Regions from separate parts of the Homo sapiens genome. Here region 1 is linked to region 2. Evidence: read pairs that join two places in POLR2A ChIA-PET (ENCODE). Cell type or tissue: OCI-LY7. All regions are shown on one strand. Each heading gives the region's core, and the rest is flanking DNA. Links, peaks and the distances in the headings are about the cores only. Region 1 holds the start of LOC124903546 (a long non-coding RNA gene). Region 2 overlaps AKAP13 (A-kinase anchoring protein 13).

The links. ChIA-PET counts read pairs that join two places held together with the same protein. Peaks named below come from ENCODE experiments on the same cell type or tissue, not always from the same donor. Only the 100,000 strongest peaks of a DNase experiment are listed, where the experiment ranks them.
Region 1: POLR2A ChIA-PET joins it to region 2 with 5 read pairs; 10 of 35 experiments call an interaction of 5 or more read pairs at or near these places.

What each region holds. Positions count from the first base shown.
Region 1 is chr15:85,382,267-85,394,790 of GRCh38, reverse strand. All of the region lies in intron 1 of AKAP13 (A-kinase anchoring protein 13), which reads right to left. It overlaps LOC124903546 (a long non-coding RNA gene), which reads left to right and starts at 10,394. Exons shown (of 3, transcript XR_007064747.1): 1 at 10,394-10,584; 2 at 10,681-10,728; 3 at 11,056-11,115. It also overlaps the pseudogene RNU7-79P. In OCI-LY7, for the core only: no CTCF peak of the experiment used is centred there; DNase peaks (open chromatin) are centred at 5,665, 6,640 and 10,880; H3K4me3 peaks cover 4,661 bases; H3K27ac peaks cover 6,647 bases.
Region 2 is chr15:85,467,751-85,480,274 of GRCh38, reverse strand. All of the region lies in intron 1 of AKAP13 (A-kinase anchoring protein 13), which reads right to left. Among named protein-coding and RNA genes, the nearest start is that of AKAP13, 93 kb to the right of the region's middle. RefSeq lists a silencer at 4,556-4,615. In OCI-LY7, for the core only: a CTCF peak has its summit at 6,764; DNase peaks (open chromatin) are centred at 4,354, 4,784, 5,104 and 6,574; H3K4me3 peaks cover 5,681 bases; H3K27ac peaks cover 6,602 bases.

The DNA.
Region 1 (12,524 bases), core at 2,952-10,951, 86 kb after region 2:
ATACCATTTCACAGAACAAAAGAACTCAAAGGCAAAAGAGCAGTAACCTACCTGCTCAAGGTCACACAGTCAATTATGTGACAGAACCCAGCTAAATTGGGACTACTGTCTCCTTCCAACTACAAACCTTGCCAAGTTAAAGCCATTTTACCAGGGGGTGGGAGGAGAGGAGATGGAATCAGGTGACAAGCAGTTGTGAGGAAACTAGCAAAGTATCTAGTTATAGAGCTATTATTTCCTAAATCAAGAGTGAAAAATAAAAGATTTTTTCCCTAGAAATTAACATGCATGCTCCATTCATTTGCCAGAGTCTCTGCTCCAACAACATCCTGGCCTTCAAAATGCTCAAAGGGATGAATCAAGGACAATTCACATTTAAGGGACTACGGAAGAGAAAGTTGCATTACATGACCCAGGTCTTTCCCCAACCATTCCACCCTGTCTTCTGTTGGGTCCACATAATCCACTCCCCTGTATTACAGAGAAGATATACACCCAAAAAACATGTTTGATATGAGCCAAACTGGGCTGAAAGCTAGGCAGGTAAGAAAAGATGTTTAGAACTTCATGGTGCATACCTGTATTTTTCTTACTGAGGGCTTGCTTACTCCTTCTCCCCCTAACACTTCAGTACTACTAAAATGAACCTAAAAAACTGGTTTTTCAACTTCCTATATAGTTTACACATGAACTAATTAAATGTTTGTAAAACACTTTGAAGATGTGAACAAATGTGTAAATGTTAATTATTAATGTCCATCCACAAAGCTTCTGTATGTGAAGGAAAATACAGTTCCACAATTCTATTGGCAAGTTTCTGCTACTTTCAAGGCACAAACATGGAAGCCTAGCATGTTTTTAAGAATTCTAGGAAAACTTTAAGAGCAGACCACAATCAATGATTTTCTATTTACACCAAGAACAAGATGGAATTTTAAACTAGCTACTTTGGATATAATTACATCAAAGTGAAAAAAATGTGACTTATGGCATATATAATAAAACTAGAGTTATGTTTGTAGTCACAATGTCCCAGATCAAAATTGTAGTTCATTGACTTGAGAGAAGCAAACTTAAATCTCTAAACCCTAGTTTTTTCATCAAAAAAGGGAGAAAGAATAATATCTGTCTTATAGGATTACTGTAAGGAATTAAGAGAATGTAGATAACATAACACGTAGGTAAACACACAAAAGTTTCTTCTTCCCTTTATAGTAACTTTACTTTTTCAAAAACACCTTATAGAAAATGACCTCAAAAAACCTCTCTAGACTGGACATACACACTATTCTATGCTCTAAACATACACACAGCACTATTTTGGCAGGAATGCCCAAGCAAAAGCTTTGGCTATTACTGCCCACTGACCCATGCATGCCTTTAATCCCTGAAGAGAGGAAGCACCTCAGCCAGCCCCCAAGGCTTCATGTGATCAAATGAACACTTAGAACTCTACTTCCCAACTCTTGTTACCGTATTTTTTCCCCAAATAACTCCCAAACTGCAAAGTCTCATCTATAGTTCCTTTCTATTCTGAGCCCAGCCGCTCTGTGTACAAAGCATCCAAGAGGATGTACACTCTGTGTACAAAGCATCCAAAAACCATTTTCTTCCAGCTTGTTAAAGGTAAAAGAAATTATTTCCATGCAATGTCACAACGGACCTCCCTTCTCCCACTCCAGAAACACACCCACTTAGACAAGGCAGAACTCAAATGCCAAGACAAGGATGATAGATTAATTTACAGATACCACCCAAATCACTGAGTATGTTTTTAGAAGTGATTCATGAATTACTGAAAATGCCAAATTTGTCAAAAGCCCCTGTCATATCCACCACCTTTAGGACAGCTATCACCTGGGAAAAAGGATACTTCTAAAAATCTAAGTTAATGCTGATGGTGTAATTCAGATTTTAAAACAAAACAACTTCATGCTCAGTTCAATTATTCTGAAGAGATCTGCCCACCACAGTGCAACATAAAGTACCCTTTCAACAAAATGGTGCCACGATTAGCCTGGTGGGAAGAGTATGTGCTAACAATTTTTCCAGGAACTGTTATGGACTCATTTCAAAACCACCCAGAGCCAGGTGCAGTGGCGTGTGCCTATAGTCACAGCAACTAGGAAGGCTGGAGTGGGAGGACCACTTAAACCCAAGAGTTCAAGTCCAGCCTAGGCAACACGGCAAAACCTCATTTCTTAACAAAAAAAAGAAAGAAAATACTCTTAACTGATTCCCATTTACGATTAAGATTATTCTGTAATCCCAGCACTTTGGGAGGCCAAGGCGGGTGGATCGCAAGGTCAGGAGATCAAGACCATACTGGCCAACATGGTGAAACCCTGTCTCTACTAAAAATACAAAAATTAGCCGGGCGTGGTGGTGCACGCCTGTAGTCCCAGCTACTCAGGAGGCTGAGGCAGGAGAATCACTTGAACCTGGGAGGCAGAGGTTGCAGTGAGCCGAGATAGCGCCACTGCACTCCAGCCTTGGCGACAGAGCGAGACTCCATCTCAAAAAAAAAAAAAAAAAAAAATTATTAAGGGCTCACATTTTTAAGACAATAGACTATACATAGTAAAAAAAAAAATGGAATAAGTAATATCAGCAACCACAAACAAATGAAACCCACTACCCTAGAAACTCACCAACTGAGCCCAACCTCAAAAAATATTATTAACTCCTTTTATTAAGAATAAGAATAGAGCCGGGCATGGTGACTCACGCCTGTAATCCCAGCACTTTGGGAAGCGGAGGTGGGTGGATCACGAGGTCAGGAGTTCAAGAACAGCCTGGCCAACATGGTGAAACCTCATCTCTACTAAAAATACAAAAATTAGCCAGGTATGGTGGCACATGCCTACAGTCCCAGCTACTCGGGAGGCTGAGGCAGGAGAATTGCTTGAACCTGGGAGACGGAGGTTGCAGTGAGCCGAGATCGCACCGCTGCACTCCAGCCTGGGTGACAAAGCAAGACTCTGTCTCAAAAAAAAAGAATAAGGAGGCCAGGTGCAATAGCTCACACCTATGATCCCAGCACTTTGGGAGGCCAAGGTGGGTGGATCGCTTGAGTCTAAGAGTTCAGGAACAGCCTGGACAACCTGGCAAAACACCACCTCTACAAAAAGTACAAAAATTAGCTGGACGTGGTGGTGCACACCGGTGGTCCCAGCTGCTGGGGAGGCTAAGGTGGGAGACTCACTTGAGCCCAGAAGGGAGAGGTTGCAGTGAGCCGAGATCGCGCCACTGCACTCCAGCCTGGTCAAAGGAGTGAGACCCTGTCTTAAAAAAAAAAAAAAAAGAAAAGAAAAGAATAAAGACAAATATACACTCTGCAGAAAATCAAAAGATCAAAAGTTACCCTCATCTACTTTGCAGTAGCCTCCTTCCAGACTATCTTCGTATATGTGTATGTGAAGTACATTCAAATAATACACTAGCATCACATAAAAACGTCATTATCTTTCCACTATCACCAATATCCTTACAGACTACAAATGGAAAATAGAGTTCACTAATATTTTTATCATGCTTAGAGAAGAAAAGTTTTCAGCATGTTTAGAATCCTAACTAATTCTGATATAATATGCAAGATAATTGTTTTAGGTCACTACCATCTTCCTTCATTCATATCTAGCCTTCCTTTAGTTACTATACATAGTGGTGGTTGTTTTATGACTGTCATGATTATTAACTACTATGCCATGAGCCCCTATTATGGAGCTTTATATATCCCTAATTCCCACTAAAACCTCCCACTCTCCCTTCTCTATCTACAATTCTCTAATTCATACACCCAGTCCAGACCATCACTGAACTCCAGAACTGTATATCCAAATGCTTACTGATACCTTCACTTAAAAATTTCACAGATCTCAAACTTAGCATGTCAACAGGGAAATCACAATTTCAACCTCTCAGCAAACTGATTCCACATCTTCCCCATTTACCCAGTTGTTCAGGTAAAACACCTAGGAATCCTCCTTAATTTCTTTCTTTCCTTTAGAACCTTTTTCCAATCTGTAAGTAATCCTATAGTTCTATTTTCAGCGTATATGGATTCAAACCGCTTCTCACCACTTTCGCTGCTACCACCCTAATCCAAGCCACCATCTTCTCTAGCCTGAACGACTGCAAATCTCTTAACTAGTCTCTCCGTTTCCACTACTGCTCCCTATGCCAAGAGTAAAGTTTTTAAAGCCTAAATCAACCTTGTCATGCCTTGCTCAAATCCTTCAGCTGTTTCCCACCATACCTAAGAGCCTATTTGATCTGGTCTCTGGCTACACATACAAACCTTATCTCCTCACGCTCTTTCTCACCCATTCCAGCCACACCAGGCTCCCTGTTCATTCTCCCATCTCAGGTCCTTTGCACTTGATGTTCCTTCCATACTTCCTCTGAATCTTCATGTGACTTGCTCCCTTGACTTTCTTCAGGTCTGTTCAAATCTCACCTCCTCAGTAAGGCCTTGTCTGACCTCCCCAATCTCTGCTAATACTCTTCATATCCTTCCTAGAATCATCACCACCAGACATGACTGCAATTGTTTGTTCACTCGTTTATTTTCTACTTCCCTCAATAGGATATAGATTAACGGCAGCAACTACAGATGTCACTGAATTCCCATTACCTAGAACCGTGCCTGACAAACAAAAGATACTTGAAAAAATTAACAAACAACCCTACAAGGTATGTCATATAACCATTTGCCAAGAGAAAAGAGAAGATTAGATTTCAGAGACAAATAACTTACCTAAAGCTGCATAGTAAATAAATAGCAAATGCACCTGAAAGAGCCAGCACTCTACCCACTGACTCACTACAACTTGCGACATAAAGCATATATGCTAAGAAACAAAAACGCAAAAGCAAGCATTTCTACATGAAAACACCAGATCACAAGTGTTACAGATCTTTTAGAATCTGTCTAGCAGGTTTTCTGCTTTTCACTGGAAGACTCCCCCACGGGGGGACAGAAAATAATAGATTATAGTGATCCTTCTCTTTCTGTTCATCACCATAGCAATTCATTTCTTTGATTAATCTTAGGTATGTACCATGTGCCTCTTCAACTAAAAGATACCTACATTGTTTTGTATTTCCCACAAAGCAATGGCTGAGCTACTGTCAGAAGATAGTCAACAAATACTTCTTTGTTATTTATACCCCCAAAGATTTTGAGAATCCTGTAATGAAATTTTAAGAACCACCAACAAAGCATACTCACCCAAAGGACTTCAGCTGCTAACCATGACGGAGTAACTGGATCCAGATTTATCCTGGCATCCTCCCTAACTACTAGAAAAGTGGACAAAATGCATGAGGCAGCATCCTTTAGAGCCTGAACAACAGGTAGCACAGAACTGCAGTCCCAAAGAGAAGGGAACAAATGAGATAAGCCCTAAAATCGCCCCAGCTTTCTGGCTGGAGGTACCTTCTAGACCATGGTGCAATGAGGAGGATCAAGCACAACATGACAGCCTTGTCAAGTTTAGAAAACAAACATAGCTTGGGAAGGCTAAGGAGTTTGAAAATTGCAGAGTACGAGAGAAGAGGAGGGAGCTGTATGAAAAAGGAGCTCCAGAAATCAGCATAGAGGCCCCATGAGTCTCACACCCAGTAGTAAGCCAAGCATGCATATTGTAAAAATACATGAGGGCACGCAAAGAATCACCCAGGAACTGTAAGCTAAATGATCTCCAAAGTTCACACAGGGCTGGGAGACATTTGTGTTCTCAACTGCCAGAATAGAGTCCTCAAGGAGAGCCCAATTCTTCAATGAAAACTACAGGAGCTTCATGCCTTAGTAATGGGGTGTAACAAGCAACTTACACACATAAGTTTGGCAACTTAACTTGCCAAAACAAAGTATGATACTCTTTAAAGCAATGGTTCTTGTGTTTGAAATAACTTTACCCCCAAGGAGACATCTGACATTTAACAGATAAGGACTCAACAACTATCATGAATATTATACATATGATCAAGAACCTATTTTTAAAATGAACATAACGGGAAACAAATGGAAGAAATAAAAAAAGATTCAGTAGCAAATGGAACCCAAAGACATGTAAAAAATAATACATCACGACTAAATGAGTATTATCACAAGAATGCAAAGCTATTTCAACGTATTACACCAGACTAAAGAAGAAAAAACATATGATTATGTCAATAAATACAGAAAAACCTTTGACAACATTCAATATCTATTCATGATAAAAACTCTCAGCAAACTAAACATAGAAGACAATTTCCTCAACTTGATAAAAGACATCTACAAAAACAAACACCTATGGCTACCATCATATTAATGGTCAAACACTCAGTGTTTTCCCCTCTAACATCAGGAAAAAGGAAAGGATGTCCACTTGTAAAACTCCTATTACACATTACACTGAGGGTCCTAGATAGTTCAGCAAAGTAACAAAAAGAAATCACGCCCAGCGCTGTAGCTCACGCCTGTAATCCTAGCACTTTGGGAGGCTGAGGCTGGCGGATCACTTGTGGTCAGGAGTTTGAGACCAGCCTGGCCAACATGGTGAAACCCAGTCTCCACTTAAAAAAAAAAAAATACAAAAATTAGCCGGGCATGACAACATGCACCTGTAATCCCAGCTACTTAGGAGGCTGAGGCACGAGAATCACTTGAACCTGGGGGGCCACAGGTTGCAGTGAGCTGAGATCGCACCACTGCACTCCAGCCTGGGTGACAGAGCGAGTCTCTATCTCAAAAAAAAAAAAAGGAAATGAAAGTATACAAAGTGAAAACGAAGAAATCAAACTGCCCTTATTTGCCAATGACAATAATGTCTATGCAGAAAATTCCAAAAATCTACAAAAAAAGCTTCTATTACTAAAAATGAGTTTAGCAAGGGTGTAGGATCCAAGGTCAGCAAATAATATAAAATGATCTTTCTATATACCAGCAATGAGCAACTGGAAATTGAGAAGTATCATTCACAACAACACCAGAATACATGAAATACATGTATAAGATTACAAAACACATGCAAGATCCAATTGCTAAAAACTACAAAACACTAATCAAAAATCTAAGGTCTAAATAGATATACCATGTTCATGGCTCATTATTAAAATGTCAATTGCCCCCTAACTGATTTCCAGCTTCAACACAATGCCAATCAAAAACCACAGCAGGCTGGGCATGGTGGGTCATGCCTGTAATCCCTACACTTTGGGAGGCCACAGTGGGAGGATCACTTCATCCCGGGAGTTTGAGGCCAGCCTGGGCAACATAGAGAGACTCTGTCTCTACAAAAATAAAAAAATTAGCCAGGTAGTGCATGACTGTGATCCCAACTACTTGGGAGGCTGACGTGGGAGAATCGCTTGGGCCCAGGAGATCAAGGCTGCAGTGAGTGGTTATCCTACCACTGCATTCCACACTGGACAACTGAGTGAGACCCTATCTTTTTTTGTTTTTTTAAGACGGACTCTCGTTCTATCACCCAGGCTGGAGTAAAGTGGCGCAATGTCGGCTCACTGTAACCTCCATCTCCCGGGCTAAAGCAATTCTCCTGTCTCAGCCTCCCAAGTAGCTGGGATTACAGGCGCCCACCACCACGCCCAGCTATTTTTTGTATTTTTTAGTAGAGACGGGGTTTTGCCATGTCAGCCAGGCTGGTCTCGAACTCCTGATCTCAGGTGATCCACCCGCCTCAGCCTCCAAAGTGCTAGGATTACAGGCGTGAGCCACCACACCCGGCTGAGACCTCATCTTAAAAAAGAAAAAAAAGAAAAAGAAAAACCCAGCAGGACTTGTGGATAACAGCAAGATGAATCTAAAATATGCACAAAAGGCAATGCAACTAAAATACCCAAAAAACAATTCTGAAAAATAATAAGATAACTCACACTACCTGATTTTAAAACTTACTCTAAGGTGACAGTAATCAACAGTGAGGTGATAGAGAAATGAAAGACACAGATCAATGGAATAGGAGAGAGAATCCAGAAACAAAACCACACATTTATGATCAACTTGCAAAAAAAAAAAGGCACAAAGGTAATCAACAGAGAAAGGACAGTCTTTTCAAAAACTGTTGCTGGAAAAATTGTAAATCCATCCACAAAAAAATAAACTCAATGCATACCTTGCACCATTTAGGAAAATTAAATCAAAGCAGATAATAAATGTAAATATAAAATTTTAAATGATAAAACTTCTAGGCGAGCCGGGCACAATAGCTCACGCCTGTAATCCCAGCACTTTGGGAGGCTGCGGTGGGTGGCTCACTTGAGGTCAGGAGTTCAGACCACCCTGGTCAACATGGTGAAACCCCATCACTAGTAAAAATACAAAAATTAGGCATGGTGGTGGGTGCCTGTAATCCCAGCTACTCAGGAGGCTGAGGCAGGAGAATCACTTGAACCCGGGAGGCGGAGATTCCAGTGAACAAGATCTCACTCACGCCAGCCTGGATGACAGAGTGAGACTCCATCTCTAAAAAAAAAAATAATAACTTGTAGGAGGAAATATAGGGGAAAGTCTTTGAGCTCTTAAGTTAGGCAAAGATTTCTAAACTATTATACCAAAAGCATGATCCACTCAGGGAAAAAACAAAAAAACAAAAAAACACTGGATATCATAAAAATTAAGAACTTCTGCTCTTCAAAAGACATTATTAAGACAAGAAGGCCAGACACAGTGGCTCGCGCCTGTAATCCCAGCACTTTGGGAGGCCGAGGCAGGCAGATCACTTGAGGTTAGGAGTTCAAGATCAGCCTGGCCAACATGGAAAAGCCCCATCTCTACTAAAATACAAAAATTAGCTGGGTGTGGTGGTGTGTGCCTGTAATCCCAGCTACTCGGGAGGTTAAGGCAGGAGAATCACTTGAACCCAGGAGGCAGACGTTGCAGTGAGCCAAGATCTCACCACTGTACTCCAGCCTAGGTGACAGAGCCAAACTCCATCTCGAAACAAACAAACAAAAAAAGACATTATTAAGACAAGTAAAAACAGACTAGGAGAAAATATCTGCAAATCATGTATTTGATTCCAAAGTATATACAAAAACTCATTTTTTAAGCAAAAGATTTTGAATTGACATCAAAGAATGACAAATAATCAGATGAAAAGATACTTAATATCATTAGTCATTGGGCAAATGAATAAAAAGGCTACATTCCGTGTGATTCCATTTTTACAACATTCTTGAAAAGGCAAAAAACCATGGAGACAGAAAACAGATCAGCAATTTCCAGAGTCTGGGGGTAGAGAACCGGTTGAGTACAAAAGGGCTCAGAAGAATTCTGGAGGATGAAGGGACTGTCCTGTTTGCAGCAGTGGATATATGAATGTATACACCTGTCAAAACTCAGAGAATGTTACACTAAAATGGCGGAATTTTAGTGAATGTAAACTATACATATGAATAATTAAAGAATGAAAAAATAGAGACTAAAGAGACATAATGATGTGCTGAGTGAACTTTAATTTTACTCTGTCCAAAATTTTTCTTAATCAACTATAAAAGATATTTGGGAGACAAATAGAGAAAGTTGAATAGGTATTGAATAATATTATAGAATTAACGTTAATCTTTCTTGTTGTGAATAACTGCAGTTGGTTATGTAGAAAAAGGGTCAGCAAACTTCTGTAAAAGCCCAGATAGTAAATATTTTCTGCTTTGCAGATCACATGGTCTCTGTTGTAACTACTCAACTCTGCTACTATAGCACCAAAGTAGCCAGAGAAGAGCTTACAGAGTGACATAAATGGTCAAAAACCTCACACGTTTTCCTTCTCTCCCATACTAGCACCCATATCATACAAACACACTGATATCCACATTCCCCAGGCACTGAACACAGCATTGCCCCACACAAATGTTCATACAATCACGGTATTTCAGTACCAGGTCCATCCTTACAGCAAGGTCTGACAAAAACACATTATCCATTCATCTTCTATTCATAACGTCACAATCAACTTGTAGGTGGACGAGAAAACTATAAATATGAGGACAAACGCAGGAAACAAACTTTCTTCCACTGACCAGTGAGGACAGATGCATGAAACAAACCTTTTTTTTTTTTTTTTTCAGACGGAGTCTCGCTCTGTCGCCCAGACTGGAGCACAGTGGCATGATCTCGGCTCATTGCAACCTCCACCTCCCGGGTTCAAGCGATTCTCCTGCCTCAGCCTCCCAAGTAGCTGGGATTACAGGCACCTGCCACCCTGCCGGGCTAGTTTTTGTATTTTTAGTAGAGATGTGGTTTCACCATGTTGGCCAGGCTGGTCTTGAACTCCTGACCTCAAGTGATCCGCCCGCCTCAGCCTCCCAAAGTGCTGGGATTACAGGCGTGAGCCACTGCGCCAGGCTATGAAACAAACTTTCTTCCACCCACAGCTTTCTCGTCTCTCCCCATTTACAGCAGTAAGACAGCCTAACCTGGGAAAGAGAGAGGGAAGCTACTTCCAAATGGATGCCTGTCCCCATCAGTAATAACCAAGTCTATTCAAGTGCCAGATGTTAACTTTAAAAGAAGGGAACATCAAAAGTCCAACTTTCTTCGCCTAGCTTTGTCAGGAATGTTTTTACCCTCAATCTGTAAGTGTGACCAACTGTAATTTTTAAAGGTTTATCCTCAATCTGTAAGTTTGATCAAATATAATTTTTAAAGGTTTACTATAATCTCTTCATCAGAAAACTAATGGAAAGATGGAATAAAATCTAAAGAAATGTCCTTAACAGGTAAATATTTCTAGAATGTATCTACTCCATCTAGGTAGTGTAAGTATTCTAAACTATGCTAGTATAACTGATTTAAATCACTGCCTTCTTCTGTAAATGGTGTCACCTTTAAAGTGTTATCTTGAAGAGGAAGTGAGTGATTTGCTCATGTCTCTGTACTGAACTAACACTGTTAACACCCAGTCCAGCTCTACCTTAAACAAGTTTGAGAAATACAGACACAATCCACACTTATTTGCCAAGACTAAGGTAAAATAAAGTTGGAACTCATATCCTCTTATGACTGATGTACTGAAAACAATCCATCTCTCACTGTTGCCCAAATAGCATAGTCACAAAGAGCTCTACCCTACCAAGCCACTCTGCAAGTCCCACTCTCAAAGGAAGACTCACAGGTGACTGAGAAGATAAACTCGCTATTGTTTCCATTATCCTTCAGTTCATCTGGCACCTTTGAAGAAATAGACTTCGATAAGACTCACAAGTCTCAAGGCCCCTTCTTTATGAAAGAAATAGCTAAACCTCTACACTCAGAAGCATCAGACTTTTAAGAATGCTTAAGTCATGTAAAAATGTACCAAAATTATTATCATTACAGCTACTAGGTAATAGCTGCCTACTCCATGTTAGATACTGTAGTTAAGTACCTCACATAGTTTCACTGATTCCTAAGAACACTGTTACTAACGCTTATGGAGTAGGAAACTGAAGCTCTGAGAGGCTATGCAACTAGTCAATGGAAGTGTGGAGATCTGAACGCTACCTAGTTCCAAAGGGTGTACTTTTTTCTAAAATTTCTAATTTTTTTCCAATTTCACAATGGAGGGAGAGTTGTGACTAGATTTGTCCAACAATTTTAATAATTTCACTGGCTGGGTGGAGTGGCTCACGTCTGTAATTCCAACACTGTGGGAGGCTGAGGTGGGAGGATGGCTTGGGTCCAGGAGTTAGAGACAACTGGGCAACAGTGAAGATTCCGACTCTAAAAAAAAACAATAATAATTTCACAAAAAGGGGGGGGCTGATTTCTAAATTGGAACCTCTTGTTGAAATCCTTAGAGCGCTAGTTAAACCCACTTCTTTTCAAAAAATAATTGACAGATTAAAAAAAGGTTAGAAATCCTTTTAAAGTAAATGTCATCACAGATCTGCAAGTGAACTGTCATTCTGGACAGGTCCCCAGTTAGTGGCTCTCTCCTGTGTACGCTAGCTACCACTAGGCAGTAAAAATAATTTACCCAATTCAAACACGTACCGTGCCTGCACTATGTTAAGACTACCGGCAAAGAGGGTAAAAAGCTAAATAAGGTCTATCACAGCCCTCAAGGAGTTAAAGGACTAGAGGAGGAGTCCATTTATAGTATAGTATGTGTGCAGTTACCATTTAGTCAAGGCAAAAGAAGTGTGAGAAATCCTAAAACAATAGTACCTACAGTATAACATGCCATCACCGCCCAGAGAAGGAAAGCAACTAGTGCACTCGTCACGTCATGTTGTAAGTAGTACTTGCTTACATTATGTCCCTCCCTGACAATCCCTTCCAACCTCTGTCAACCTCCTTCCCCACAATCACACACACAAAACCACACAACCAGGAAGGGAAGCCATGGAGCGAGTACTGTGAATCCTAAAAGCGGCTCTGTAATTTAAAAGTGCAATGGCTGTACCTGAAGAAAATTTGTCTTTAGCTTCATCAGGTGAAGAAAATTGGTTTTATAACACAAGGCCCACCAAACCAGAAAAGCCCAGGAACGCTTCTCCACAGGACTCACTTAGCACGAGAAATCACTCTGAGC
Region 2 (12,524 bases), core at 2,564-10,563:
AGATACTCAGAGACGCCTTTCTGGTAACTTCTTAAAATACGCTGGTGGGTAAACTACAATTCTAAAATATAATACAATAATCATAGAAAAGAATCTGGAGGAACGAACACCAAAATGTTAAGTGTACATATCTCTGGAGATTACAGGAAATTTTCATCCCTAAATAATCTGTTTCTTAATTGTAACTATTCAAATAATGAACAGATATTACTTTTTAATCAGGAAGAAAACATTATACACAGCATGTCTGTTTTAAAGTCCCTTGTCATTCAATACATCACAACTGTACTGGAAATAAGTAAAAAGACACTGTTTCCTAAATGTGTAAAACTGAAGACATCCACAATCTTTACCAAAAGTCCCTAGAACCAATAAAAAAAAATTAAAATGAGAATGTATCCAGATGTACATTAACATCAATCAAATTCACTATTCTTTAGCCACACCTACACATGCTACAAGAGAAGCCTTTAACAAGCGCTCCACCATTAATGACATGTCCCTAAAAAGGGGGGTGGGGAGTCACAGGCCCAACATCATATAACAAACTGGAAACCCTTCTGTACCTGTTAACTTGGTGATCTCAGCATATTTTCTAAGGACCAGCTGTCCAGGTCTGACATACCTACCACATCAATTGACAGGGTTTTTGTCACTCTCAACAGGGAAGCTTCCAAATCCACAAAAAAATAGGAGGGGGCAGATCACCCCTACATCTGCTCCCAGTCCCAACAGGCAGACAGCAGCTGTCTGGGACTCAGCCAAGTATAAATAGAGCATTTTTACCTGCAGGGTACTTCCATGGCACAATGTGCTTCAAATGAATTTCCATGGCCAGGGATCCTGCTAAGACTGGGCTACAGTCAATCCTTCAAAACCCACAAAAATTTCGAGTGAGGGTTAACATGGAAATGACAATGCATACTTTGGATTCTTGTAAAAGAGTCAATGTTCAGCTCTTCCTCCAGGAAAATAACAGGATCCAAAAACTCTTTCCTTCAACCCACGGAGCCTGGGCTGGTGGCTATAAAAATGTTATGCCCTGGTTGGGGAGGCTGGGAATATGAGCTAGAAATTCTGAACAACGGAAGAAGACCAGGATACAAAAAGTAAATACGCTTTTCCTGTTGAAGATGCCAAGTTCTATCAAAAAAGTAAAATACCACATGGGCCAAATATATTTCCTGAATAAGGGACTGAGGAAGTCTTACAAGACCCTCATGAATGCTTTACTTTTGTTTGCAGCTACATTAATAATTGAGCAGTTAGTTTTAAGCAGCGATTCTTGAACCTTAGTACACATGAACATCAGTTTAAGGCCTTGTTAAATAAGGCTGATTCTCATTCCCAGGACCAGAAAGAGTAGAAATCGGGAGACCAAATCTGGTGATCCTTTGCTCTGGAATCATGACCCACACTTCGGGAAATGATGTTAAGACTCATAATATGTGTCTGATTCTCATACGGAACAGTTAGCCCTGCTCTGCCCCACTATCATATGATGGTACTTACTAGCCACCAAGACAAAACACAAAGCACTGAGCCCAAATGGGTAAGGCGAGGGGTTGGGAGTGGGACAAAGGAGGCAGGCATGACATGAAGGAAATGAAGAGTCTAACACAGGGTAACATTCAACAGTAAAACAAAAGAACATAGCAAATTAAAACAACAGCAACGACAAAACAGTAACACCCACGTTCACTCATTTAATTTATTCTTTATCAACGCTGGATTACCCAAAAGGCATAAATGATCCTGAGTTTGGGCCAAACACATGCACAAACACCAAATCAATGTAATTATCATGGAAAAAAAATCAGAACTCTTACAATAATGAAATACAAATAATTTAAAATAGTAAGTTAAATGTAGTTTTAAAAAATCAGAACTCTGACATCCTTATAATCATTTTAGAGTTTATTTGAAAGTTGTGTAGGAGAGTACACTATAATCTTTTCCGTGTTTAGGTTATCTTTTTCTTGACATATATTTATAATATGTGCCTGGCACATAAAAACTCAATAAAGGGAGATAATTTCACATTTCTGAGCCCCTAAAATATTACATGTACTAAGTTATTGAGCTTTAGCAATAAATAATATGTGGTTCCTACCACTTTAGTAAAGGGTCATATGTATGTAAACAGATATTACAGTATGATGAGCACAATAATAAAAATGTTACAAGGATCAGGAAGGAGCAATAAACTCTCTAGAAGATGGGGGGTCCAGACAGAGATTACTGGAAGAAGCAAACCATGGGGAAAGTTCCACCAAGTGGACACAGGAGGAGAAGCACAGGATAGAAGGAACAGCACGCGCCAGATATGACAGCACAGTGAGTAGCTGAGAACTACAAAGATGAATAGGAAGTGCACGCAGGGGATCGTGGGGAAGGAGTCACAAGAGGCATCCAGGTCAATCCACATACCTCAAAGTTGCCCAGCCTTAGAAACAGAGGCAGGGAGAGAGAAGAAAATACATAAACCACTGTGACACAGCTCCATACTAAAGAAATCTCAGCCATTATACAAGGGAAAAATAAATGTGTTGCAGCTAAATGGGGAAAAAAGAAATCATGGCCCTATAATGGCAGTGGTATCAACAAAGCTCTGCCTTTTTTTTTTTTTTTTTTTTTCCTTTTTTTAAGCTCAGTTCAAATTTCTGTTCATTCACAACTGCAGGTTCAAAGATTCACAAAAAGCAGCACTGGAAAAAGTTTGTAATTGTGTAGCGTAAACTCAAACCCAGACACAGCAAGGATCTGTTGGGGGCCCCAGCCAACAGGGCCAGGCCAGACTCCCACCATGACTTCCCTGAGGTGCAGCAAACAACAGCTGGTGCCCCATCAATTTACACCAGCCTCTGGAGTTTCTTAATCCCAATCCCAAATTACAAGAACTTACAGGTAGAAGGGGTCTTGGAAGTAGCCCAGATCATTCTTCTTCCCCAAGGAGGACTCACTGCCAATGTGCCTGTCTCTGCTTGTAGACTTGAGCACCAGGGCCTTATCACCCTGAGAAAATCTCTCTATGCCCCACTCGCACCTCTGACTCAACCTTCCTAAAATGCTATTTTCATTCTGTAGCACCCTCTCTGCCTTCACAGAAGTAAGTAATCTTTTAGAACAGTTCTTTTGGGATACCAGTGCCTTTACTTTAGGGAGTTCTAGGGCATGGCACTCAAATAGTAACCTACCATGACTCGAGAAAGGGAGAGAAAAGCATAAACATAAAATGTGATCACAGTTTTGGGAACACATTTAACCCACCTTAGTTTTCCTAGAGCTTCCAACCTCCAGAGCTTAAAGATGGAGCCCTGTACTCTGGGACCCATATTCCTAAATGCTGCATCCACAGACACACATGGCCAGCACATGATTAAGCCCACTACATTTCTTCTGTAAAAAATTAAACGTACTTATTTTACAACAACGATAGACAAGCCACTTGGATGAATAGTTATTAAAGGAAAGGATGATTGCAGAGTCCTCATTAAGATTAGAGACAACCTTCTAGTATTTAAGAATCATTTGATGACCCCAACAGACTAATGTAAGGATAAAAATTAGAGTACTAACGTAATTCAGAGACAGAGACAAAAAGACCTAGAATTGAGTTGTAAATGTGGCACTTACTGGCTGTGTTACCTTGGACAAGTTACTTAACTACCAAGCTTTATTTTCCTCATCTGTAAAATGAGAATACATAAAATTAAAGATGTGTAGTTAAAGGTTTAACACAGTGGTAGGCAATAAGAAAATAATAAAGTAAGCTCCTATTCTTCTTGCCTGTTATGAATTACATGATAGCCTTTCAGCACTAACCTTCTATCACATTCAGCTACCACATCTCTCAGGACATCCTCATCACTGTGTCGATCCCTAATTCTAAATAAAAGGTGATGGTGAGGAAAATATACATTCCAACAGATAAGGTACTCTATTAAACATACCATTTATCATTGGTGAGCTCTCAGAAGCCATCCACCATGCCCCCACTACCCCTCTGGTGCCTCCAAAGAGTGTTCAGGGTCCCTCATTATCTATAAAGCCTTACTGAGCACTCTTTTCTTCCATACCACACCTTCCATCCAGTCCCTGCATACCTCACATGCATGCACCATGCTCAGTCCAGTCCTCAAGTCTTTGCTCATGTTCATGCCCTCCACCCTTGCTGATTTTAATAGGATTATCACTGATAATCTAACCCACACTATCAGCAGTAAGTCAAATACTATCTTCTATTTTTCTTTTATTTTTGTGCTTGCCTTCTCTCCCCAACTTGTTTTTAATCTAGTCTACTGCATTGCAGATGTCTCCTGTAGCACCCTCCACACCACTACTGCTCATGCCACAGCACCTGGCACAGTACTGAGCCCCCAATGAATGCTAGAGAAATAACTGTTTGACATGAACATCAGAGACAGAGAAATTCATCAGCTGCTTTGCTGCACCATAGTTTGATGGCAAGGGATCCACAGTTATAGCTATAAGTACAAAAATCAACTCATCAAAACAAAAATGTCTAAAAATCACTCTAGCCCCAGAAGGTTAAACTGGTAGCTCATTAAAGGCAGCATGAATTCTGCTAAGTGTTAAGCAATCCAGCCTGAAGCAATTTGCTTAATCTGCCAGAGAGGTAATAGGGACCAGAGCTGGGGAATTCAACATCATATAACTAGACAACCTCAAAGTGAAGGGGAGGACAAAGAGCTACTTAACACTATACTTAGGATCCCACATGATGGTTGGTACCTCTGGAAAGAGGAACTCATGGACATGTTATTTCAATTCTCTTTTGGTGTTTAACACAGGCTTGTGGTTTCCTGCAAAAATGGTTTCTGCTGCTTTGCAAAGATCTATATGGAGAAGAAAACTCCCAATGGCCATTCCACAGGTGAGAATTTTGCCACCAGCTGTATCCTGTTATCCAAAGGAAACGGGAACCATAAGCTGCCAGGAGGTCCAGACACAGGAGAGGAAGGCCATAATTCAGTGAGTGCTGACATTCCTATCCCTACGGTAATAAGAATAAACTTTAAATTTAGAAAAATTCTTACACAGCTGGGTTTTATGTAAATTAACTTCAGGAGGGGTTAAAATAGATATCCGGCAAAGAGACTGCCAAATTCAAGCCTTTACACTTCCTTCATCCTCCCCAGCCTCTATCAACCAAAAAGCAGGCTGTCCAATGGGCTAAACCAATTATAAACCACCTGGAAAGACTAAATATAGGCAGGTAGGCTCTCACACAAATGAGGACATTACTGAGCTGGATGACCTTACCTGGACAAATGCGAGACCTGTTAGGAATGATTTCCAAGGCAGGCACGGCCCACCTTCTCACACACGTTATGTGACTATCGAACGAGTCACACAAGTGTCAGAGGGGATCAGAGACGTTAAAAATGTCAGTTACCTTGTTAATTATTAGACTGGTTCTTGTCTTGAGAATAAATATTGTCTTCAATGTTATAATTTCACAATACTAAGCCTTTAACATCTTGAGAACAATGACACTGGAAACACAAGGTGGTAGGTTTTTGTTAAACCACCTATCAAAATTGGAAGGAAAAGTTTTAAACAATGAAGACTTCAAATTAAAAACTTGTATATGTCATAATTAAGTGAAAATTCTACAGATATGAGGAAAACTTCAATATTCTAAGCAGTCCCCTATTAAAGATTTTGTTAATGTTAATCGCTTCAATGAAAAATTTTATTTCTAATGGGGAATTTCTAATCATAAAACATTCCTGACATGAGTAATCCCTTAGACAGTCATTCTTGCTCTTATACACCAAGCAAGGATATTTCTGAAAATACTAATGCATTTATTTTATGTGGCAAAGAACTAGGTTAGCCAACTAAAAGCACATGAAAATTAATTATCAACACTGATGCCAGGTCAATACAGAACTTGTGACAACATGAATGGCATTTTTAGCAGAGAATCTGACTATTTAAAGACAGCATTTGGGGAGTGGGGCAGAGGGAAAGAAAGGAATCAGGAATATATGTTTTAAACTACGAAAATAATGGGCTTATGAGCTTTTACCTCTTGGAGGAAGAGCTGAGAACATGTTAGCTTGTGTTTTTTAACCACTGCTACTCCTGCTGATGGAGAGTCAGCCACATGTTTGATACAGAAACCCATGTTTACAGTTGGGAACACTTTTTTCATCCTATGTAAGTCACCTAGAGAAAGAACTGATATCACAGAGACTTTAAACTTTCAAACTAGTAGTTGAGTGGGCTGTATTTCTTAAGGATTCTGCTGTTCAAGTAAGAAGTGAGGATTTTATTTCCTCATTGCTTCCCATTATCATTTTTTTCTTGTTGCTTATCCCAAGTCAGGTATGCCTGTTTACTGGATTAGTGTCAGTGAAAGATGAAGTTTACAGAACATCTCCTGTGCACTAAATTGCTGCACAGATGGCATCTCATTTGACCTACCACAGGCCTCTCAGGCGAGTGGTTATTAACTCTGTTTTCTACAGAGGAGGGAGGCCCCTGGCTAGCAAGAGGTTGGGCTTCACCTCCCTCCCCTCTCATGACCCTCTTACTATGACCAAAGCAGTCCATCATTCTTCAGTTGACATGGGATGTTTAGTTGATTCTGAGCTTTGGCTGTCTCTGGGTTTTTGAAGCAACCTGAGTTCTTTGGTTTTTCAGATCAGTCTGAATTCTGGCCATCTTCTAACGATGACTAATCTAGCACTGAACCAACTGCGTGTTGCAGTGGGGGCCTCCTGTGGGGCCTATTTAACTTATGTGGAGAATCAGAAAGCCAAGGTCTCAGCATTCTCTGGAGGGTTTATTTGGACTTTTTATAGTTCATTCTATCTATAATCTCGGTCCAGAGTATGCACTCAAATATTTGCTGAATTGAATTATTTCCCTTTCAAATACTTTTTGTTTGCGTGGTTTACATCTTCTCTTACTTGTGCCTTCCACATCAAATTGCTCTCCTGACAACCTGGGTCTGTAAGCCTACATCCCTACTCTTTACTCCCACCCCCACACCCGCGCCCAGTTAACAAAACCTGCAAAGCAGTAGCTTTACTTTTAGGACCCCGTACCTTGAAATCTTCAGTCTTTTTTCCCTAAATTAATTTACTTTTTGACTGTAACAGTTTTCAGGGAAAGTAGCCAGTTGTGCTCCTTATGTGCTTATTATGACCAAATTATTAGCACGTGGGTCATTCTGTTACAACAGTGATTTTATGAAACACCTATGTGTATTTTTTGAATTTTTGAAGTGTAGTAATTTTAAAGGAAAGGGTACTATTTAGCAGATGTCTAGCTGTTTCTCTAGCTATATTCTTGTGTATATGTCACATATATTAAATATTTAAAGTGTCACATACATAGTAATATGGCCTGTTTCCACATTTACTAGAAACAACAGTTTATCATTATGCATTTCTGTTATATAAGTGCTATTTATCTTTTCATACACAGCTACAAATGCTAAAATGTTTTAAAGCACCAGGTCTGTATTTTTCATGACAACCTTATTTTTTATTATCTTAGTTCAAGTGGGGAAATTAATTTTATTCCTCCCCTATATGAGAAGTTCTTAATATGTAAATCCTCTAAGAGTTTCCTACTAAGAGGAGTTCAAAGCTAGGTGTGGTGGTGCACACCTATAGTCTCAACTACCTGGGAGGCTAAGGGGAGAGGATTGCTTGAGCATCTCCTCCCTTGAGAAGTTTGAGGCCAGCCTGGGCAACGTAGCAAGATCCTTTGTCTACATTTTTTAAAATGTCAAAAAGAGTTCAGAAAAGTTGAAATTCAGGGAATGAACACTGAAGCTTCTCTTAAATGTTTTATTTCTAAATCCAGAACGAGTGTTATATTACCCCAATTTAGACTGGCAATAACTTGTTGAAAATTTGTTGAGTTGTTGTCTTTGTTTTTTTTTTTTTTTAAGAGATGGGTCTTACTATATTGACCAGGCTAGACTCCAACTCCTGGGCTCAAGTGATCCTCCTGCCTCAGCCTCCCGAGTACTTGGGACTACAGGTGGGCACCACTGCACCAGCTTCCTGCTTTGTTTTTTGTTTTTTTTTTAACCTAGTATATGACTTTAAACTCAGATCTAATCTAACCAATTCTTCACCATAGCATTGTTAAACAATTACAAGTTGAAATTTCAAATAATTGTAACAGCATAAAAAACCATGAAATACTTAAGGACAAATTTAATGAAATGTGTAAGGCCTGTATACTGAAGACCGAAAAACTTGCTTAAAAAAATACAAAACTAAAGATCTTTTAAAATAGAGAGATACATGGTAAATATATTAGCTTAATATCATTAAATGTCAACTTTCCCCCAAACTGATCTACAAATTTAATGCATTTCTAATAAAAACACCAGTAGTCTTTCATAAGGCAAGCTGATTCAAAAACACATGGAAATGCAAATGACTTAAAATATTCAAATCAGTTTGAAAAAATAAACAGAGCTAGTATAAGTTCAAAGACTTATATTACCTATTATGCGATCCCATTCTTATGCAATTCTAGAAAAGGCAAAAGTAGTGACACAATGTAAACCAGTGCTTGCCTGGACCCAGGGATGGGGGGAGGCGATTACAAAAGGACAAGAAACCTGGGAGTGATAGGAATGTTCTATTTGCTGATTGTGGTGGTGGTTACGTACGCAGTTATCAGAACCAACTGACCTAAGCACTTAAAATGGGTGAATTTTATTGTGTTTAAATTATACCCTAAATAAAGCAGTTTTTTGTTTGTTTGTTTGTTTGTTTTTTGAGACGGAGTCTCACTCTGTCGCCCAGGCTGGAGTGTAGTGGCACCATCTCAGCTCACTGCAAGCTCCGCCTCTTGGGTTCATGCCATTCTCCTGCCTCAGCCTCCGGAGTAGCTGGGACTACAGGCACCTGCCACCACACCCGGCTAATTTTTTGTATTTTTAGTAGAGACAGGGTTTCACCATGTTAGCCAGGATGGTCTCGATCTCCTGACCTTGTGATCTGCCTGCCTCGGCCTCCCAAAGTGCTGGGATTACAGACGTGAGCCACCGCGCCCAGCCAATAAGGCAGATTTTTAAACTTTTAAAAAATATCTTCAAACAATTCAACAGTTCTTTATAATGCTGTAATGCTTTGTGTCATTGTGTTGAACACCAATTGTCACTATTCCATGGCTGAGCCTGGTAGAAAATCTCAGCTTCCTCCACAATGAGGGCAGTAACAGGCTGGCAACAAGAGGCCAGCATGAAGTCACAAGGGACGTGGAAAGTACATAAAACTAGGTAACTAAGATAGTGCCAGATGTTTGTTTAAAAGCGCTACAAAGTGAATAGATAATAAGGATAAGAATGACTAAAATTACACTGAAACTTAACCAACTGCAGTCATGATGTTATAGCTCAGAGAAAGCATAAAATTGAATGTTCCTGAGATACTGCATCTCTGTTTCTCCCCACATCTCCAAAGTAACATAAAATCACTGAACTCTCTTCACTGTCAATGCTTAAAGCACTGAGCCTTTGTCTAACTGCATGTCTGTCAGATGCATGCTGGCTACTTCAAACAAAAGAAAGTGATTAGGGCATACTGACTTTATTATAAAGTTACAAAATGAAAGGCAAGGAGGGATAAGAAAAGCTATTTTGGAAAGGGAAAAGCTACTTTAAAAAGACCGATCGTGAGCCTCTAAACTAGTTAAGAATTTGAAAGAACCTTGTACAAACCACGTAATCTCTCTAGGTGTCAGATTATTCCTCTATAAAACAAACTATAATGTTTTAATGCTACTGTTTTAAACATGTTTGTTTTATAAAGCAGTATGTCTGAGTTGAAAGTGAATTACCTTTATTAGCATCGAAACAGAATCAGGCACAACTCTTATAAACTGGCGTTTTAAAAAGGCACTGGCAGTTCTTCCTCCTCTACTATGGACTCTTGGGAATGCAGATTCTGTTTTGTTTTGGTTTGGTTTGGTTTGGTTTTTTGAGACAGAGTTTCGCTCTTGTCACCCAGGCTGGAGTGCAATGGCGAGGTCTCGGCTCACTACAACCTCCGCCTTCTGGGTTCAAGTGATTCTTGTGCCTCAGCCTCCCGAGTAGCTGGGATTACAGGTGCCCACCACAATGCCCGGCTAATTTTTTGTATTTTTTGTAGAGACAGGGTTTCACCGTGTTGGCCAGGCTGGTCTCGAACTCCTGACCTCAGGTGATCCACCCACTTTGGCCTCCCAAAGTGCTGGGATTACCGGCGTGAGCCATCACAACCAGCTGATTCAGTTTTCTTTAGTACTGCCCTATATGTTACTTGGAAGAGAGATTATTGAAGGCTGCCTTTCCCATGTAGCGAGAGGTTGAGAAAAAGTACCATTATTTCAGAACACTCATGAACTTTTGTCTTTAAATACTACAATTCTCTGCTAAAAATGCCATTCACATTATCACAAGTTCTGTATCGACATGGCATGTAGATTGTAAAACTGGAGTTGACAGTTTTCATGTGCTTTTAGTTGACTAATCTAGTTCTTTGCCACCTAAAATAAATGCATTAGTATTTTAAGATTCTCTGTTCAGGGGTCTAATGTGTTCTGGCCAAAGTCTATGTGCACACTTATTAACAGATGAGTTAGTTATTTAATGCATGCTGCTTAACAGTCACAGTATCCTTGCACTGGAGGAAAACAGGTCAAATAATAAATCTGTATCTTGCAGCTGGTGGGTCCACCAGAAATGGCCTGCAAATGATGACTCCAGATGAGCAGCTATTCCAGAAGTAAACTTAGGGATCAATGCTAAACTTTATACCTAAAACAGCACCTGTCTTTACCAGATTAATCCATTTGTCACAATCTGGAACTACCTGGAAAGAGGTAATCCTGCTGACAGGAACACCCAATAGTAATATCCACTGTACATAGCAACTACAGCCCTAACCTCAGGTCTATCTATTCTAGAAGGCACTATTATATGCAGTTCCTTATTAATAGAGGCACTTTCTGGTTGCAATAGGACATATATCCGCACATGACATCTCTCATTTATCCTCTTAAACATTTACACACCTGGCCTGGTGCGGTGGCTCACGCCTGTAATCCCAGCACTTTGGGAGGCCAAGGCGGGTGGATCACCTGAGGTCAGGAGTTCAAGACCAGCCTGGCTGACATGGTGAAATTCCATCTCTACTAATAATACAAAAATTAGCTGGGCGTGGTGGTGCACGCCTGTAGTCCAAGCTACTGGGGAGGCCGAGGCAGGAGAATTGCTTGAACCCAGGAGGCAGAGGCTGCAGTGAGCTGAGATCACGCCATTGCACTCCAGCCTGGGTGACAAGAGCAAAAGTCTGATTAAAAAAAAAAAAAAATTTACACACCTAATAAGGGCCAGATCAACTGGTAGTCACAGCCCTCAAGGAGCTCTCAATCTGTTAGGAGAGACCTGTATGTAAACTCCTAATTGCAAGGCAATGAAAATATTCTACAAGTATTTGTGAAGCATGAAGGGTGAAATGGGGGCAGCTTCACAGAAGTTATGCTCTCTGACCTAAAAAAATTAGTAAAGACTAAACTCATTCCCCAAATGTTAATTTAATTATATTTTAAGTCAGACTTCATACAAAATTCTACAAATCCAGTTCATATTAGAAACTACTTGTTGTGCTTTGCTTGGATAAAGAACAAAATATCTGAAAGTGATACAACAGAACTCATCTGAGAGAACCAAGACATCTCTTTAGTAGCCTGGTGTTCTTTAAAGCATCAAAGCTATATTGTTAAAATGCTAATATGCCTATTCTTCCAAGCTACAAATCACGACTGATTTTACCAAAACTTAATTTTATCTCAGTCTGTTTCCAAAGAGTTATTACCTCTCATCTGCTACTAGAGATTTTAAATAGTCCAAACTTAGAGGACAACTACTAAAACCACGAAAAGTCATAACACAGTGTGATTTTCCAATCTCAATATACCTCTAGAAGGGCTAAGACTCTGACCGTCTAAAAGGGGCATCAACCATAAGACAGTATACTCAGGCTATTTCAAAGATGTAATGCAAATTGAGGGCCAGACTAGAAAAACAGACAGGCTTCCCAATTTCAGCTTCTTGCAGCCTTAATAAGTCTTCATAGAATACCTCAAAAGTTCCTTTACCCTGAGAAATATAAGAATGCTTTTCCAACATAGTCTTATAATATTCATTCACCCAAGAAAGAGTTTAAGAACCACCTACTCACACAACATTTTGAAGTTTTGTTGTTCTTTCACATTATTGAGACAAAAATACAAAGAAATTAAAATGTGCAAATTTGAGTACTTGAACATATCAGAAATCAGGCATCAAAAATGTCCTCCTCAACTCTGCCTCCGTCAACACTTGAGTCAGTAAGCTGGATGAGGACAGAGAGCACACCCTGACCAAACTTGCTGGATCTAATGGGCAACAGGTTGGATAACAGAGCCGAAAAGATTGCAGGCCGAAATATCAACCCCTGAAATGTCCCATTATTATTTTAGTTATTCACTCATTCGCC